2 separate regions of the Homo sapiens genome follow, and region 2 is linked to region 1. Evidence: read pairs that join two places in POLR2A ChIA-PET (ENCODE). Cell type or tissue: GM12878. All regions are shown on one strand. Links, peaks and the distances in the headings refer to the core of each region. The heading gives the core; the rest is flanking DNA. Region 1 overlaps PRKCA (protein kinase C alpha). Region 2 overlaps PRKCA (protein kinase C alpha).

The links. Peaks named below come from ENCODE experiments on the same cell type or tissue, not always from the same donor. Only the 100,000 strongest peaks of a DNase experiment are listed, where the experiment ranks them.
Region 2: POLR2A ChIA-PET joins it to region 1 with 7 read pairs; 2 of 35 experiments call an interaction of 5 or more read pairs at or near these places.

Annotation. Positions count from the first base shown.
Region 1 is chr17:66,703,876-66,708,271 of GRCh38, forward strand. All of the region lies in intron 8 of PRKCA (protein kinase C alpha), which reads left to right. Among named protein-coding and RNA genes, the nearest start is that of MIR634, 81 kb to the right of the region's middle. In GM12878, for the core only: no CTCF peak of the experiment used is centred there; a DNase peak (open chromatin) is centred at 2,326.
Region 2 is chr17:66,624,880-66,629,275 of GRCh38, forward strand. The region is part of intron 3 of PRKCA (protein kinase C alpha); the gene reads left to right. Among named protein-coding and RNA genes, the nearest start is that of MIR634, 160 kb to the right of the region's middle. In GM12878, for the core only: no CTCF peak of the experiment used is centred there; no DNase peak of the experiment used is centred there.

The DNA of each region.
Region 1 (4,396 bases), core at 321-4,320:
GTCATTTATTATCGACTGTGATGTACTATACATAATTGTGCTGTATTTTTGTGTGACTGGCAGTACAGTACCTTTGTTTACACCAGCATCACCACAAACATGTAATGTGTTGTGCAGCAATGTTAGTGTCTGTGATGTAGACATCACTGGGTAATAGGAAATTTTCATCTCCATGATAATCTTATGGGACCACCATCATTTATGCAGTCCATCGTTGACCAAAATGTCATTGTGTAGTGCCTGACTATAAAACCTTTTTCTACATTTATAATCTCAGCAAAGTTAAAAAAAAAAAAAAAACAGGAATAGGTTAAGTTCAGAACTGGGCTTGAATTTAAAATCCCCACTATTAACACCACCACTATTGATTTGGTTTCACTTAAACATCATCTTCTGTCCCATAAATTAGTGCTGTTATTTGGAAATGTGTCTATAACACTTCGCTCAATTTTAATTTGTATCTTTATTATAGCTTTAGAGTTGTTAGTGTACTAGTACATATATTAAGGCTTATAGTTATCTGTACATACATATTCTACTAACTCTATAATAAAATTTGTTAACACATGGAGCAAAAAAATAATCTCAAGCTAGCTTAACAATGGCTTCTGTCCAAACTAGACCCCCAGTAATATTGGGATGACTGAAGTCTCATGCAGAGAAATATGTGTGTCTTCACAGTTCTTATATTTGTGACCATTCAGAACTATATGAAGATATAAGCCAAAAGAAAATTGGTGATCTTGAATGAGCTGTTTTGTGAGGATTATAAGTCCAGATACTACAGGAAGTATCACCCTGGATTCAGATTGCCTGAAAAATCAAATGTGTATCTGTTTTTACTTATTCAAGAGAAATATTTTGAGATTATCCTTCTTACTAATTAACAAATTAATATGATCCAATTAAACTATAATTAAGGTACTTAAATCAACAAAGATGAGACTCTGTTGCTAGGTTATATGTGGAAAGAGCAAGCAAGCATTTTTCTCTTTTATCAGAATTAGATTTTCCCAAAGCCTCCACTGTCTTTGAAGACTTTATCTAGTTCAGAATGCTCTCTTCCAGTTGGGGGAAAAATAAAACCACAAAACACAGTTCACTAGAGACCCTCAGATAAATTGTAGCTATTTGTTGATCTGATCAGCCCTGCCACGGTTACTATGGAAACCAGAGTACTTTCAGATGACCTTTTAGACACAAAACAAAAAAATCTATGTGCCCCAATATGCTCTCTGCTTTTTTGTCCCTAAATAGCTTACTTAATTACTTCCTTAACTGTGTGATGTTAAGGGGGAAAAAAATCTATAAAATGCACAGCAGTTGAAAGAGATATTTTAAGGCTTATCCTTCAGCTTTGTCTTAGAAGCAAAGTCTTAAACTGATATAGGAGACAGGTTAGTAGTAGAAATCATTTTCAAACACTCATTAGATCACTGCCAACAGAGGTTAACCTGGCATTCAGCTGAGCAGACCCAAAGGAAGCAAGACAGCCTCTGAAAGCAACTGTACAGAATTTCTCATGAGTCTGTAAGGGAGGGTGCATGCATTTATATTAGAGTGCTGGCAGCATGCTTTCAGTTTAATTTGTCTCGAGGAAATAATTTTGTTGGGAAACCAAAAAAGATTGTGCATTCTAGTTGTCTGTCTAATGAATTCCTGAAACAGCATAAAAGCCCTGTGTCTTGTAGTTACAGGGATGGCCTTGTGGGTGGATGTTGCTGGTTGAAGAAATATTAGTTAATATCACACAAGCCTGTTATTAAATGTTAGAGGCAGCTTTGCAAATGTCCCCAGGCCCTGGTACCCACAGGGGATGAGCAGGTACCAAGGGTGCCACCCTTCATTTACAGGAACTGGAAGGAGGGAAGACAGAGCCGATGTCCACTGGCACTAGCATGAACATGGCAGCTAAACATTGGCACAAGTCTTCATGGCTCTATCTCAAGCACCTAAGAGGAAATTAAAGCCCCCTAAAATAAAATTAAGGGACCTAGAATAAGGGTGACACCAAACATAATGCTATTTGTTGTTTTCCCCAAAAAACATGCCCTACAGAGAATTAAGATTGCCTGTCCCTGGAGCGGTAAATCGCAAGGGTTCTGACCTCCCTGGGTATCCTGAAAGAGGAAGTGGCGAGCAGCTTGAGCTCTAGATCTTGCACCTCCAAGTATGGGAGCTGATTAATAATGCAGAGGTTCAGAGCCCAGCCCAGCCTCTGACCCAGTCAGAATATTATTTTAACAAGGTCCCCAGGTGATTCCTGAGCCCATTAAAGTTTGAGAAATGCTGGTCAAGAAGATGAAACCTGTTGACTGATGAGTAAACAAATTCAGTCTCCTGTGGTCGTAAAGACAGCAAGGATAGACTTCATCACCCCCAGTACCCATATTAAATAGCGAAGGGATCAGTGAACTGTGACCCACACCCAACCACCTGCTTTTGTATATACAGTCTATGAGCTAAGAATGGTTTCAAGGCTGGGTGCGGTGGCTCACGCCTATAATCCCAGCACTTTGGGAGGCCGAGGCAGGCAGATCGCAAGGTCAGGAGATCGAGACCATCCTGGCTAACACGGTGAAACCCCGTCTCTACTAAAAATACAAAAAAAAAAAAAATTAGCCAGGCATGATGGCAGGCACCTGTAGTCCCAGCTGGAGGCTGAGGCAGGAGAATGGCATGAACCCGGGAGGCGGAGCTTGCAGTGAGCCGAGATCACGCCACTGCACTCCAGCCTGGGCGACAGAGTAAGGCTCTGTCTCAAAAAAAAAAAAAAGAGTGGTTTCAGGATTTTTAAGTGGTTGAAAAAAAGAAGGATATTTGCGAGACATGAAAATTTGGTGAAATCCAAAATCTGGTGCCTATAAATAGATTTTTATTAACACAACTACATTCATTCATTCGTGTGTTGTCCACAGCTGTTCCTTTGCTACCACGGCAGAGTTGAGTCCCTGCAAAAGAGACTGCATGGGCCTCAAAGCCTAAATGTATGCCCTCTGGTCCTTTACATAAAAAGTTTGTGACCTCTGGGTTAATGGAATAATAGGGTATTCAAACTGGGAGAGATGTTTAAGATTGTGTTTGTTGATGGGGAAACAAAAGCAAAAGGGAGTGTGTTCAAAGCTTGTTAGTGCAGGACCCAGACCTCCTGTGTGAGTTGATGCTTCTGTCTCATACCCTGTCCCTTCCCACACACCCTTCCCTATGACACCCCCTTTTCTGACTCCTCTCCATTCATCCACCATGCTCATTAATGCATCTCAGCCCATGCTTGTGCTCCTTGGAAAGACCCTCCCTTCTCCTCCACTTCCGTCAGTCCTAGGCTTTTCAAATCCTACAAGTCCCTTTATGTGGTTCTCTGGCCTCTTAAAATTGCCTTGACTTATGCAGTCTAAAGACTACTCACTTGCCAGACACACCTGTAAGATGTGTCACCTTCCTGATTCCAGAGTAAGAACCTCAGGCCCTCCTCTGAATACTTTGAAGTCTAAACATCAGGCCCATGAGGAGTCCACCCTTCACCTGCACTTTTTTGACAGCCCAGAGGAAGGTGTCTGAGCCAACATCTTTATGAGGCTGGTTGGAGGCCTTCAGGGGAGAGGCCATTTTAGAGCCACGAGAACCTCCCTTTCTTCCTCTAGCAGTTGTGTAAAACTCACGTGTGTGACAAATCTGGTTGCTCTTGAAGATGGACCAGTTTCTTTCCCATACATTTTATGGTTCCAGAAATCAGTAATTCTGGACATTTCTAACTGGTGGATGCTGCATCTACTCTGTGTCAAGCACTGTCCCTGGGGCTAGAGACAGAACCTTGCTCTTGGGAACATTGTGGAGTAGTACTAAGGGATATGAGACCTTGTACCTTATCTCCACTTTCTGGAAACGACCCCTGACCCTCATAGTGGAGGGAAGCTTACACCCTGTCTCCTAAACAGTAGCTAGCCTAGATCAGCGGGAGTCTGACCCAGGCCACAAGTCAGTTCTTTGTCCACGTAGCAGTATCTCCAGCTCTTGAGATGCTGAGTAAGCCTCACTGCTGAAAAGATTATGGCTCGCCTGATGTAACATGGCTTTTATAGGCAGCTAGAACCACAGAGGCCTCAGAGAATTCAAAATCACAGCTCCCTACATGGGGTCCAGGAACGTGTGGCCAAGGTGCTCATGGTGTTGTATTTTGGTTTTAGTTTGTTTTCAGGGATGAGGCCTCTTTGCCCATTAGGACTGTCGCCATGATGTACACATGATGGTGGCACTTCCCAGTTCATCAGGCCGACCAAGTGGGGCCATAGATGTCCTTGTTCAGGAATTCAGGGAACTCGGTGGCTGTCGTGTCTTCAGCACTTAATTGAAAACGAAGTGGTTAACATTTGGCACTAGTGCAGCTTCCTGCCATTTG
Region 2 (4,396 bases), core at 302-4,301, 79 kb before region 1:
AAGAAATTTAAAGAATTCATTAGGAGTCACCACATTTCAAAGGCTCAGTAGTCATAGAAAGCTAATGGTTACTATATTGAAGAGTGTGGATAAAATACTTCCCTCATTGCAGAAGATTCTGTTGGACAGCATTGGGCTGGATCACGAATTTTCTGATGAACAAACCCTTCATCTTTCTATAGATCACAAGAAAGTCTCCCATGGTGTTTTATATCACGAACTACTTTGCTGTGGAAACTTCTGTTTGTACAGAACGTTTCCTCTTACGGATACCAATTAAGTTCTTTATGATATTACATTGGTTTGGCTGTCAAATGTTGTGTGCTTAACAAAGAATGATAGAAAAATCACTTTCCAGAACAGAATGTTTGAATTGCATGTAGCATAGAAACTGAGTAAAAATTTCAGCCTGATTTAACATCTTTGGAGTAGACTTCTTAAAGGAGAGGGATATGAACACTGTAAAACACAAATTCATCAGAAGTGCAATGACAACAGGGTTCCTCTCTACTCTGCTGGTGACAAACTTTAAAACTCTATTGACTTGTATCTCTTGATGTCATTCTATTCCCCTCTAGTGGAATTAAAAGGTATCTGTCTTTCTACTCCAGCTTGGACACATTCGCAGTAGTAGGAATAGAAATCTAGAGATAATGAAGATAGAAGATAGCATTATCACTTATTTTCATATCATGATAGGCTGCTGCTTTACATTTTACCCTTTTTCCTGTCCTCAGGGGAAAATAGCCTTCTGTTCTCTGTCTATTTGAGCTACTTGGAGAAAAAAAGTTTAGGTATCTATCCTATGTATCACTATTTATCCTCATACCAGAAGAAGCCTTATTGCCCAATATGTTACTAGGATGTGCCATTGGTTCAGCGTCTAGCACAGGGTCAGGCCCGTTAATTGAGTTAGAGGCATGGGTTGAGGTCCCGATTTTACCACTTAACTATCCATGGCTTCAAATTCAATCATTTACTTTCCTGAACCTCCGTCTCTTCATCTTTAAACTGGAGACTCTCCTTTGACTCTCCATGGTCGTATCACAAGATAAAAGGAAATAATGAAACCTCATTGAAAGTTAAGGTGGACTCTGCACATTTATGTGGCCTCATTCCCCACCACCACCACTCTGCCCCCAGCAGCATCCTTTTAGGAAAGATGGATAAACAGGTAAACTAGAAATATGTTTCCGAACTCTCTGCGTACAGGTGAAGCATGGTGGGGCTGGGGCTACCTTTAAGTTGGTTGCAAGAGCCCAAAGGCTACCATTTGGTTTGGTTATATTTCCTTTTTTCTTTTGTCTTCCTCTTTTTCTTTTCTTTTTTTTTTTTGAGACAGAGTCTCACTCTGTCATCCAGCAGTGGCATGATCTTGGCTAACTGGAACCTCTGCCTCCCAGGCTCAAGCAATCTTCCCACCTCAGCCTCCCAAGTAGCTGGGACCATAGGTGCACACCACCATGCCCAGCTAGTTTTTGTATTTTTTTTTTTTTTTTTGAGACAGAGTCTCACTCTGCCACCCAGGCTGGAGTGTAGTGGCGCAGTCTTGACTCACTGCAACCTCCGCCTCCTGGGTTCATGCCATTCTCCTGCCTCAGCCTCCCGAGTAGCTGGGACTACAGGCACCCACCACCAAGCCCGGCTAATTTTTTTTTTTTTTTGTATTTTTAGTGGAGACGGGGTTTCACCATGTTAGCCAGGCTGGTCTCGATCTGCTGACCTCGTGATCCGCCTGCCTTGGCCTCCCAAAGTGCTGGGATTACAGGCGTGAGCCATCACGCCCAGCCTAGTTTTTGTATTTTTGGTAGAGACAGGGTTTTTGCCATGTTGGCCAGGCTGGTCTCAAACTCCTGGATTCAAGTAATCCACCTGTCTGGGCCTCCCAAAATTCTGGGATTACAGGCATGAGCCATCGCGCCCTGCCATTTTTTCTTTTAAATGTTGAGTTATTCTAAGTTTAAAGTGGCTAATAGGAGAAACAATAATTTGGAACATTAGCAGTTACAGTATTTCTCTAGTCTCAAAAAGAGCATTCTCACTAGAAGTATCCACAGAAATGCACTTAAATGCCACATCCCTCCCTCTCCCCTTTATTCCAGCCACCATGTCATAACCTCCCTCTGCAGAGCAGAGAATTAAGCTCTAAAGACTAGACATTTGTTGTGGCAAACAGTGCTGAATTTCTGCCTTTATTTTAACACAACTGTCTGCTACATGTAGAAATATTAGCATATTTGCAGAGATATTTTCATTAGGTATTTGTTTTGCTTTAAAAAACAACCCAGAAAGGTGAATTTCAAATGTGCACAGTAGGTTTCTGCCATCCTAAAGGCAAACTTCAAAATTTTTTAACAGCTAAGCAAACCATGCCAGTGGGTTAAGATGTAGGATTGGAAGTCTCTGATGCTGTCCTGGGGCGTGGGGGTTGGGGGGAATGTATCAATGAGTACTATTTTGGTCATTATTCTTCAGGTTGAGTTCTGGGAGGCATTGCTTAGGACACATTTAACGCCACAAGGGAAAGTGCATTAGTGTTGCCTTCTGTTGTTTAAAGAAAAGGAGGGAGAGAGGGAGGAAGGAATACATGCATATGATACTTTTGCATGCTCTGTGACCACCAGCACACAAACAAATGCAGAGATGCTGAGAAGTGCAAAGTGAGACGTGGAAGGGCAGGTGCTAACAGACAATGCAGCTATACTTGTGATGGTGCTTTTCACGAGTGAAGACCAAGGTGTAAGTGTCTTTTACCCAGTCACAGCTATAAAACCGAATCCAGTGGATCAACTAAAACTAAGTGCCAAAGAGGCCAATAGCAGTCTAGAACTACGTGTGAGTGTGTGAGTGTTTCTTCTGGCAGGTTCTCCTGTTTTACGGCTTCCTACCAGCCATCCTTAACTAACGCATGGTTGGAAATTCAGTATCCCCCCCCAAAAAATTGAACCTTCATAGTTTCCCAATTCCTGGTTTTAGAAAAGGAATGAAGGGGTATCAATTAGAGATCAAGTGCATCTTTGAGGAGAGAATGGCTTGCTACAATCGAAGAGAAGAAAACCTCAGCTATCAATTTGTGGAGGCTTTGAGCAGTCACTGAGCAGATGGGGTTGATGGGGGTACCTAACTCATGCACGGCCAAATGCCCAAGCCTAACAAAAACGGAGAAAAACCAAGGATTAACATATCACTTTTTAGCTAAGATGTAAAACTGGTTACTGGCAAGCTTATTCCAGCAGGCTCAGCAAGCGTCCAGCACAACCACAAGCAGCTTGATCAAAAACAGACCTCTGCCTCTCGGTGGATAGCTTTTGCTTTTAATATTTTATGTTCACCTCTTTGGCTCAAGATTTCCACTTCTGGCTTTTATCCTTGGGAACTGATAAGACACTTGCACAGTGTGTGCTTATAGATGCTCATGGTAGTGTTATTCATAACAGTGAAAAACAAAATCACCTGAATGTTTAGGAATTGGGGGTTGATTAAATCCATCATAGTGTGAATGTATGATGAAATATCATACAGTAAGATGTGACACTGATTTATATTTAATGACATGGAAAAATGTTTAACATAAACTGTTAGATTTTTTAAAAAGCTACCTATCAGCCTCTCTCTCTTTTTTTCTCTCTCATCTTTCTTGAATGAAATCCACCAAAATGTTAATGTGTATATACTTCTTTCTACTTAACTACCTTTTCTAATTTTTTACAGCAAGTATGGTTTTACCTACTTAAAAGAACACGTGACCTAAACAATAGAAAATTAGTAACAAATTACTAGAATACTATTTTACCATAAACTGCACATTTCGATTTTTAAAGTGAGGTTATAACCAAAAAGATCACTGAACATCAATAAATAAAATTGGCTGGGCGCTGTGGCTCACACCTCTAATCCCAGCACTTGGGGAGGCCGACGTGGGCGGATCACCTTAGGTCAGGAGTTCGAGACCAGCCTGACCACATGGAGAAACCCCGTCTCTACTAAAAATACAAAAAAATTAGCCAGGCATGTTGGCGCATGCCTGTAATCCCAGCTACTCGGGAGGCTGAGGCAGGAGAATCACTTAAACCTGGGAGGCAGAGGTTGCAGTGAGCCAAGATTGTGCCATTGCACTCCAGCCTGGGCAACAAGAGTGAAACTCCGTCTCAAAAACAAAAAAAGAAAATAAAATTTATCTTAACGTGGGTAAGAGGGGTTGCTGCTTGGGAAATATCTACTGGAAGTAATGAGGAGTCAGGGTGAAGTTCGGAGGTACCTAAAGAGACAGTCCTGCCGATTTGGACTTGGCAGTCGAGAAAAAGACATGGTTACACCTTCTGCCTCCTCTGTGTGTTTAATAGATGAACAAATACCAGCTGCTGGGGAATCTTATGACATTATAGTGAGGCATAAA